Linked DNA regions of Homo sapiens: region 1 is linked to region 2. The links are chromatin loops, found by intact Hi-C in ENCODE. Cell type or tissue: Caco-2. All regions are shown on one strand. Links, peaks and the distances in the headings refer to the core of each region. The heading gives the core; the rest is flanking DNA. Region 1 overlaps MYLK (myosin light chain kinase). Region 2 overlaps MYLK (myosin light chain kinase).

Evidence for each region. A loop is a pair of places that touch in the nucleus more often than their neighbours do. Peaks named below come from ENCODE experiments on the same cell type or tissue, not always from the same donor. Only the 100,000 strongest peaks of a DNase experiment are listed, where the experiment ranks them.
Region 1: a loop joins it to region 2, with 5 times the contacts of the local background. A loop is called at or near these places in 6 of 110 quality-filtered maps.

The regions. Positions count from the first base shown.
Region 1 is chr3:123,796,928-123,802,307 of GRCh38, reverse strand. All of the region lies in intron 3 of MYLK (myosin light chain kinase), which reads left to right. Among named protein-coding and RNA genes, the nearest start is that of MYLK, 85 kb to the left of the region's middle. In Caco-2, for the core only: no CTCF peak of the experiment used is centred there; a DNase peak (open chromatin) is centred at 2,347; H3K4me3 peaks cover 1,182 bases.
Region 2 is chr3:123,874,984-123,880,363 of GRCh38, reverse strand. MYLK (myosin light chain kinase) reads left to right here. Exons shown (of 34, transcript NM_053025.4): 2 at 3,747-3,805. Among named protein-coding and RNA genes, the nearest start is that of MYLK, 6.7 kb to the left of the region's middle. In Caco-2, for the core only: a CTCF peak has its summit at 3,335; no DNase peak of the experiment used is centred there.

The DNA of each region.
Region 1 (5,380 bases), core at 284-5,283, 78 kb after region 2:
CTGCTTTCATGTGGGAACCCAGGGACCTGGATCCAAGTCACTCAAGGATGCCAGCAGGAAACCCTGAGATTGTACCCCGGGCAGGCTGTGATTGTGCCCATTTCACAGCTGGGAAGACTGAGAAACAAAGAGTAGAAAGGATGCAAATCAGAACTATCATGAGGTACCATCTGACATCAGTCAGAATGGCTTTTGTTTAAAAGTCCAAAATAACAAATGTTGGCAAGGCTGTGGAGAAAAAAAGAAAGACACTTATACATTATTACATGGTGAGAGTGTAAATTAGTCCAGCCACTGGGGCAGTTTGGAGATTCCTCAAAGAACTAGGAGTTGAACTACCGTTAGACCCAGCAATCTCATTACTGGGTATATAGTCAAAGAAAGATAAATCATTCTATCATAAGGACACATACATCTGTATGTTCTTCACAGTGCTATTCCCAATAGCAAAGACATGGAATCAAACTAGGTGCCTATCAATGGTGGAGCAGATAAAGAAAATGTGGCACATATACACCATAGACTATTATGCAGCCATAAAAAAGAATGAAATCATGTCCTTTGCAGCAACATGGGTATAGCTGGAGGCCATTATCCTAAGCAAACTAACACAGAAACAGAAAAACAAATACCACATGTTCTCACTTGTAAGTGGAAGCTAAACATGAGGTATACATGAACATAAAAACAGAACAATAGACACTCTAGGGATTGCTAGAGGAGGGAAAAGGGAGGGGAGCAAGGGCTGAAAAACTATCTGTTGGGTACTATGCTCCCTACCTGGGTGATGGGTTTAATCATACCCCAAGCCTCAGTATCATGTAATCTACCTTTGTAATAAACCTGCACATGTACTCCCTTACTCTAGAATAAAAGTTTTTTTTAAAGGGAAAATAAAGTAAAAGTTAAAAAATAAAGAAGACCACTTTTCCCTTTCTCCTTGTGTATTTTAAGAAGGACAGAAATGAGAGTAGATGGTAACAGAGAGAGTAGGGAGATAGGCTAATGTGGTGGTTCTCAAAATGTGCCCTGGATGTCCCTGAGACTCTTCCAGGGTCCCTTGAGGTCCAAGTTATTTTTGTAAGAAAACATCATTTACTTTATTTCACTCTCATTCTCTTTCAAGCGTACAGTGGAGTTTTCTAGTAGCTGTGATGTCACAATAGATTGGATGCAAAAGCAGATATGAAAATTTAGCTGTTTTCTACTAGCCAGACATTAATTTGCAAAAAGGAGCAACTCTTCTCATTAAATTCTTTTTTGTCTTAGAAAATATATTTTTCTCTTAAAATGTTATTTATGTTAGCCTATAATGGGCTTATTGATGTTTTAAAATGAATTAATATTTCCCAGTTTTAATTTCCAATACTGTAAATATTGACAGCAGTAACTCACAAACAAAAGCTCTCTGGGGGCCCTCAATAATTTTTAGAAGCATAATGGGGCCCACCCTGAGACAAAAATGTTTGAGAACTACTGGGAAAGCAGGTAGGGGGTCTCCTAGGTGTTAAAAGAATACCAGCTCTTCAAGAATCAGATATGAATCAAGGGAAAACTTAAATTCATGTCATTGCCGATTCGGATGTCCACAGTCTGCCCCAAGGTGTGAGTTGCATAGGATGTTCCTTTGGAACTATGAAAATACCTTCTCTTGCTGGAGGAAAAGGTCTGGACAGGGCATCACCTTGCTGCCTCATTTTAGAGGAGTGCTCCAAGGATCATTCCTGAAGCTCTCCAGGGCTCTGGACCAACGAGGCAAAGTCGTGCTCAACATGAACACAGTCTGTGGAGTCTGGGCCTCATCAGTGCAGTTCCTTATGAGAAACACAGCACAGGAGTTCTCCATCCATCTGCTTGCTGGGCTTGCATCCTGCTCTAGGGATCATAAACAGGGCTTCTTCAGCTTAGGGAAGAAAGAGCTGGGTCTCAGGAGGAAATATCTTATGATCCCTGGGTGGTAATCCCAGGCCAGATGTGCCAAGGGGTTGGAGTGGTGTTCCAGGCCAGATGTGGAATTGGGAGAGTGCCCAGCCCCTCCGAGGACTCAGCTCTCTGCTTGACAGGGTCCTCCCTTTGCTCCACACTCAGATTAGAATCTGCAGCTCTGAACAAGTAAAAATAAAAACCTGTGAGCTTCCACCCCTGGCTCCCCCAGGACTCCATTGAGAGCCTCTGCAGTGGCAGCCAGAGGTTTCAAAGGTCACCCCAGCTGGGCGGATTAGAACAACAGATCTCCCGGACCGGGTGAAGTTGGCTGCTCAGCGGAAGGCAAATTGCACCATCTGCGAGCAGAGTCAGAACAAAAGCCCCTTAACTTTTTCGGTCTGGCCCTGGGCTCTGTGGCGCCCGGCACTCCTTCGGTCTCCATTCTTGGCTGGACCTTGGACAGGAACCTCTGCAGTACGGTGGTGGTGAAGTGTGGCTGCCTCGCATCCTGACTCATGTGAGAGCTGCCGAGGAAGAAGCTGCGGTAAGGTGTGTCCCGTTCACTGGTGTGTGGTCCTGCCCAGCTTTGCTCCGGTAGGTCATAGCAAGTCAGCCTGGCACAGCCGAGGAGCAGCGCACTCCGGAATTAGGAGTGATTAGAGAACTTGTCAGGATTTGAGTGCATTGCAGAGAGGATTAAGGTGGGAGAGGGAGCTGTCAGTGCCTGGGGCATTTGCACGTGGGTGGTTTTGCTGCCTCTGATGTGTGCTGTTGTTGGAGGTAGGGTTCACGGTAGACTGCGGAGCCTGCTTGGGAGCCCCTCCCTCTAGGGAAGGTATGATATTTCCAAGATGCCCGGCAAACTGACCAGGTGCTTCAAGACAATGATCATTTAAAATGTATACACTTTGGGTAGGGAAGGGGATAACTGGTTTCTCTAAACTTGTTCTGTGGTATTACTTGAGCCCTGATTTTTTAAACTTTTTTTCTGAGTCATTTGCCTTATAGTTACAATCTCTTTTCGCTGTAGTTGAAAGTGTTCCTTTCTGGGTTCAAGAGACAATTTAAAGTGCTTTTGATCAAATTAAAGTCCAGTTAACTCAATGCTGCTTCAAATAGTTAATAAATTATGTTACTTGTGAAAGCCTCATTTAGAGGTGGGCGTTGGCCCAAGCATCAGGGGGTGAGGGGTGAGGGGTAAGGGGGGTAAGGGGGAGTTTCCAGCTCTTGAACCACTGCTCTTTTTGACCCTCTCCCCTGTTTTTTCTTCTTACTTCTCTGTGTTTCCCCTTTGATCTGTGTTTAGCTTGTATTGAATAAGACCCCCTAGCTGGGTGTGTTTGATTCTAGCCACTGAGCATTGCTCTGCATTAGAGAAATTATTGTAGAAATCACCCAACCTCTCTGGTTTTCTTGATTGGAATATAGTCCACAGGCTTGACAAGGGATTAGAGAGGAACGAGGTTTGGTCTAATTTACTTTATTATTAATTTTTTTTCTGATAGAGCATTCCACATATGTCAGTAACCATTAATTGTGTGGCAGAGATCTGTTTATGCTGATGATGGCAGTGGGTGGGGCGATGGGCTGAGGGTGAGCAGAGCTGTTTGGTGTGGCTGGGCTCTGGTCCTGTCCGCATGGTAGTTGAGTAACTCTCCCCCACAAAAGCACTTTGCAAGGGACTAGATGTTCCCTTGCTGTATTGATTTGCGTGTTCCTTTTCTAACCTGAAGCCAGACCTCTCCTAGGGATGGATGACTCCTGTCTAATGTGCTGTTGAGATCAAGCAGGTGCCTTTTGATGAGAACATCTGGGGCCTTCAGGAGATTTCCATGGGCCTCTGATTTTAGATCAAGAGGACTTGCACAGAGGGTCCTGAGCCACTCCTACCTTCCAGGAGGATCTCACCACTCCTAGCTTCCAGCTCCCCTGAAAGCAAAGGTAGAGAAGAGTCTTGTGTCTTCAAAGCCAGGCCTGACAGCAGAAGGGGGAGGCACATGCTCTGCCCCTCTTCCTCTGTACAACTCCCAACCCTCTGCCTATTGCATCTCTCATTACTGGGGATGGCAAGAAATACCTCATTTGAGATGTGGGGGCCTCCGAGAAGCCAGCAGATTTTGACTTTGTAATCAGACCTTGATTTGGTTTTCACTTTTTAGCTGTGTGACCTTAGACAAGAGTAGTTGGCTTTCTAAGCCTCTATGTCTTCATTTGTGAAGGGGTGATCATTAGAACTGCTCTTTCTGATTGAGATGGGTGCCCAGCATGATGTCAGCACGTACACCTTGCTTATTAAATGGTGCTGCTAGTACAGACACAAAGGTGCTGCGGGAAGCTGCCCATGGGCCTCAGGCCCTCCTCCCCACCTTCCCAGGGAATTCTGCCATCTGCTTCCTGCTACTGTTTTCCAGTCATCTCACTCATAGACCCTTGCCTGAAGATATCTGGGGCTTCTTGCTGTCTTTGGTGAAAGGGTCTATATCTATATTCAGGGTGGAGAGACGGGCATCCCTTTGGGAACTGGATGATAATGATGTTGACAGCCACTGCTATTGAATGCCTTTTATGCTATATTATGGGTGTTACATACACTCTCGTTCAAACCTTCCCTTCAACTTTATGAGGCTGATATGATCATTCCATTTGACAGAGAAAGAGACTGAAGCCAAGAGGGTTGGAGCACCTTGCCCAGCTCACAGCTGGAAAGTGGCCGTGTCCCCGGGTTTGTGGCAGGGTCACAAAAGTCTGATCCTCATGATACCTGTCCCCACCTTCATCCCAAGTCTCTACCCGGTCCTGGCTGCACAGTGTATCATCACTTCACCTCTGTGGCAGAGGAGGAGGGCACAGGGAGCAGTGTTCTTACTGGGGTGTGGTCCTGGGTAGCTATGTGGGATATCAGATGATGCCCATTCCTTCCGCAGCCCTGTGTTTCTACGGTCGCCACACAAACAACAACACACATGCCCCACTCATGTAACTGCTGCTGTATACCAAGTCTCTAGCTTGGCCCATGGTAGATATTTAGTAAATATATTTTAATTGAGTGAATGAATATATCTTGATGCTCGCCATTAAAATTGTAGTATGACTGCTTTTAAATGGTTCTACAAACATATACTATATGCTATAAATGCTATAGATGCTATAAATATGGCAAAATGTTAATTGTTAAATCTAGGTGATAGGTATTTGGGGTGCTCATTTTATCATTCAATTCTACTGTTCTGTATGTTTGAAATTTCCCGTAATAATTTTTTAAATTTAAAATTTCTATATCATCAAATTCTTATCATTATTTTCCCTGTAAATATGTACCCATAAAACCACCTGGTATTCCACTGTATTTGACCAGTTCTCACTGTTGGATTTTTTAAAATATAGTCTATCTTCTGTCCTAAATAATGCAAATAGTGTTCTTATAAATAAATTTTGGGCTGTATCTCTGATTCTT
Region 2 (5,380 bases), core at 216-5,215:
TTATAGTTGAGGATGCTGTTTACCTTTCTTGTTTTCAGAGATGAGGATTTCTGATGTATAGTAGGTCTCATTCAGGTTTCTGGCAGGAGGAGGCAGCCAGGCAGAATGTGATCTTTGGTGTTAAACTTGGGTTCAGTTCCATCCCATTCACTTACTGGCTGGGTGTTCTTGGGCATGGGTTTTAACCTCTGTGAGCTGACTTGAGTTTTGTCATCTGACAATGAGGGCGGTTATAAAAATTAAATGAATATAGGAATATAAATAGGCACAAAACAAAGAATAGCTTTTATTATATATACCGGGCAGTGTTCTCCAGGTCTATATAATGACTTGTAAATCAACCAGCAGACACTAATGATGTCTACTTTCTATTGAGCTCTGTAGAGGCTTATAAAACAAAGGTAAATGTGGGCCAGGCACGGTGGCTCACGCCTGTAATCCCAGCACTTTGGGAGGCCAAGGCAGGTGGATCACAAGGTGAGGAGATTGAGACCATCCTGGCTAACGCGGTGAAACCCCGTCTCTACTAAAAATACAAAAAATTAGCCAGGTGTGGTGGCGGGCGTCTGTAGTCCCAGCTACTCGGCTGTAGTCCCAGCAACTCGGGAGGCTGAGGCAGGAGAATGGCATGAACCCAGGAGGCGGAGCTTGCAGTGAGCCAAGATGGCGCCACTGCACTCCAGCCCAGGCGACAGTGTGAGACCCCGTCTCAAGAAACAAACAAACAACAACAACAAAAAACAAAGGTAATGTGTCTATGCTAAGAGACTCTGGGTGGGTAGCAAGAGAGCTAACACATAGGTAATTAGAAAACAGGGACAACATGCAATTTCCAAGTTTCATTAACAGAATTAAAGGATGACAAGAAATTCAGGGGCTAGAGTGATGCAGGAAGGCCTCAAAAATGGAGAGGAGGAAGGGAGGGTAAGCATTTGCCAGGAGAGAGGAAGGCAGGAACATTTGGCTCCGGTGTCTGAAGGCTGTTAGCTCCTTCCTTGCTGGGCCCTGGCACAACACCTTTGACCTTGCAGCGCACTCCCAAACATGCAGGTGTGCTTGTCCTGAGGTTTATTTTGGGGGTGGTTTTCATTCTGGCCTTGTTTTCCCTCTGCTGCCAATAATATTTCTGAAACATCTGAAATTGTTTTATTTTATACTCGATCAAAAATATTAAGAGGCAATTGGGTGGCCAGAGTGAAAGCCCAGAGGCCCGTAGAAGACTTTTGGGTTTCTGGGGCTTTGTGTTCTCTTTTCATGCCTCATATATTGTAGCTCACTTCCTAGTTCTGGAATCACAGGGTGTTAGGACTAAGGGTCAGGTCCACTTGACCTTTGCATTGGACTGAAGAGGAAACTCTGGCCTAAGATGCCAAGTGGTGGCTGGGCACCGTGGTTCACGCTTGTAATCCCAGCACTTTGGGAGGCCAAGGCGGGTGGATCACCTGAGGTCAGGGTTCAGGACCAGCCTGACCAACGTGGTGAAACCCCATCTCTACTAAAAATCCCAAAATTATCCAGGTGTGATGGCAGCCTCCTGTAATCCCAGCTACTCGGGAGGCTGGGGCAAGAGAATCACTTGAACCCAGGAGCAGAGGTTGCAGTGAGCTGAGATCATACCACTGCACTCCAGCCTAGGCAACAAGAGCAAGACTTCGTCTAAAAAAAAAATCCAAGTAGTAGAGCCAGCATCAGCCAGAGTTCTCATCACTACCTATCCTGGTGGAGGATGGTGATGGCATAGGAAGGTGAACGGCCTGACATAGGCAGGAAGAATGGATACACATTGGTTCCCTCATCTGCCCACCTGCTTCTCTAGAGTCCTTTAAGGCTGTCCTCTTTAGTCTGAGGGTCCAATGGGGAGCAGGAGTGAATGTCCTACCTTTATCTGGCCTGTGATCACTGCCATCTGTCTGCTTCAGGGCCCCTGGATACCGAGTGCTGTTCCCCTTTCCTGGGGTCAGACTACATGGAATGTCATCTGAGGCTGTGGGAAACACCAGGAAGATGCCCCGGGTTTGGGGGCTAGCTTCAGCACTGTCTTCTGCTATGTGACGTGGTATCTCCAGGTCTCAGATTGTGCACCTTTAAATGGACAGAGAAGCCCTTCTCTACTCATCTGATGAGGCTGTAGGCAGATGAACACGTGCTTGGCAACCTGTGCTTGTGCTGTGGTCGTAAGGGTAGTGTCCTGCTAGGCACTGTGCTCCTGGAGGTCACCAGCTGTGGTTCATCTTGTATCCTTACTCATAGCCTGGTGCCTGACACACCACAGGTGCTCAGTACATCTGGGTGGAAGGACTGGCTAATGGGGTAAATGGAGGTGCTCAGAGAAGATTCTAAGGGATTTGCTGTGTGCCACTCCATGAGAAGGCACTTTCCACTCATTCACCTCACTTCTTCAGTTATGTCTTCTGTAGGGCTAGGTATACTTCATTCTAACTTTTCTCCTGAGCTTTATGCATCTTTCCAGCCAAGTACTGAGTCCATTCACAGAACATGACTCAAGCAGATGTATTCCTAAACTTCCCCATTGTCCAAGTTAAATTTCCATTTGGTATTTTCCTATTAGTGTCAACAGGGTGATCATTTTCGTAATCACTTGGTTGCTGATCTTGTGGAAACGAGTATGTTCATGAGGAAGCAGCAGGTGGCTTTAGAACGTGCCTGGAGGAACAGTTCTTATCTTGCAACCTGCCTCTGATTACTATCAAAAGCTCCTGCCTTTCCAATAGTCACTCATGGTATACATGATACAATCAACGCAGTTGCTACTGATGTTACCCAATAGTATGTTTTAGGGAGTTCTCAGGCTTCTTATTGTGATTGGGCAGGCACCTAGGGACTCAGCTCCTCCCCTGTGGGCCTGCTGATTATCCCAGGCAGAGAAACACTTGGTTTTACTTTGATATTACTATTTTTTCCTGACCAGACCGTACTAGCTCACACTTGGAGTATTAACTGTGGCTTCTCTGTAGCCCAAATACATCGTACACTTGATTGCTTTGTTGATCTAAAACATAGTCTGACTGTGTCACCACCTTCAGGAACCCCCGGTGGCTCCCTGTTTCACACAGAACAGCCTTAAGCCATTCACAGGCCTCTATAATCTGACCTCCAAGCCCAGTCTCATAGCAGCCACCCCCACACTCCTTGATCCCACTACAACCAGACTTCTTGTCTCAGCCCAATTGATACTTTCCTGTGTCTCTGACTGTGACTGTGAGTTCATCCTCACCTGGAATATTCTTCACTTGTCTGTTTGATTGACAGGTTCTTCTATCCTTAAACATTTGTTCAGGGAATGAGTTAAGTTCCTAATAACTGTCAGATACTGCCCCCAGAGGCTGCCTCTGACCTTTTCAGCCTCAACTTCTCTAGAAATAAGTCCCTGTAAAATTCTTTTTACAGAGACAAGTCATAAATTATTATGGTATGTTTTTATCATTTGTTTAATTTTTCTCATGCTAAAATTTTATATCTGTAACTATACTGAAAAAACATCAAGGGAAGGACATGTTAATGCCTCTGTTTCCTCATAGCAGTGGTTCCAGAACTGGCTGATAACAAAATCTCTTTGGGAACCTTGTTTGAAAAATAATCTATGGCTCCCCAGTCCCAGCCCAGACTACCTTGGTGGGGTCAGGGAATCTCTGGTTTAACAAAGCTTTCCAGATGTTTGTGATGTCAACCTGATTTGATGTTTCACTATGTAATTGTTTCTATTATTTCTTTGATTTGTGTATTAGGAAGGATTCTTCAAAATTAACAGAAACCAATTCGGGCCAGCTGAAGAGAAAAAATAAAGGTAATAGCATGATAAAAGATGGATTCTTATATTTTCTTTATTCCAAATTATAGCCACTAAGATTCGTATCACTTTATAGTTTCTCAGGAAAAAGCACTTCCTTTCATATAGACAATTTTAGAAAAGTTTCTAAATTACAATATACCTTAATTTTTGAAATTGCATACCAGTTTTTTCATCATTATAATCAAAATATAAAGATCCTTCTGAACTATGATAATGTGATAACTGATATAATCTATCAGAGTTACATATGATTTCAAGGTGAAATGCTGTTTTTCATAATCTGTGTTCATGATTTTTGAATGTTGATGCATTCTTGCCTTCCTGGAATAAACACTTAGTCATAATGTATAGTTTTTTTAAAAAAAAAATACCCCAGTGACTTTGATTTTCTAATATTTTATTTTGGTTTTTTACATCTGTAGTCCTAAGTGAGATTGAACTATTAATTGTCTTTGCTTCCCTTGGCCAGTTTTGTATGTGCCCACAATTTTGACATTTTTGGCACCTTTAGGATTGACAGAATAAGTCTGAGGAATATTAAAGTCTACCAGGGTTTTGTCTATGTATTCTTTAGATTAAATTTTGAGTTCTAGCTTTTCTATAAGTAATATTGCTAAAAGTTAGATATCTTTTTCTAAAAGTTAACTGGAAACTTTGAAAAAAATAAATATTCAGTATCTACCTGATCATCTGTTGCACATAAATCAGTCACACCAACTTTTCCTAGTTTCGGTGTATTCTGGTCTGGTAAATTTGGCAGTTTCTACTGTCTTTTTATTCCATTGTTTGACAAATGATCAGCATTTTCCCAGGTACACAATAACTTTTCTTTTCAATGCTGCATCATAATAGGTTTTTTTGAAGACTCTTTTTCTTTCTCATGTAAAAAAGTAGATATAATTTATATACAGTAAAATTCACCTGTTTTAATGTACAATTCTGAACAATTAATACATAATTATGAGGAAGTTCAGTTCTGAATTTTGACAAATGTATATATAGTCATATAGGCACCATCACAATTGAGATACAGAAGAGCTCCATCACCTCCCAGAATTGCCTTGTGAGCTTTTGTTGTCTGCTCTCCCACCATGCAGACCTTGGCAGTTACTGATCTGCTTTCTCTCCCTGTGTTCTTTCCTATCTCGGAATGTCATATAAATGGAGTCATGGTTTGTAGGCTTTTTAGTGTGCCTGCTTTCACTTAGCATTAATGTGTTGGAGATTCATCCATGGTGGTGGGTATATCAATAGGTTATTCGTTTTTGTTGCTGAGTATTATTTCATTGTAAAGACGTATCACCGTGTGTTTACCTATTCCCCAGTTGAAGGACATTTGGGCTGTTTCCAGTTTGAGGTGATAATGAACAACTCACTATCAATGTTTGTGAACAGATTTTTAGGTGAACATAGATTTCATTTCACTTGGGTAAATATCTAGGATTGGGGTTTCTGGGAGGTATGGTAAATGTAATGGAATACCAAACTGTTTTCCAAAGTGGCTGTACCATTTTGCATTCCTGGTAGTAATATATGAGGGTTATATTTTCCACATCTTTGTCAGTACTT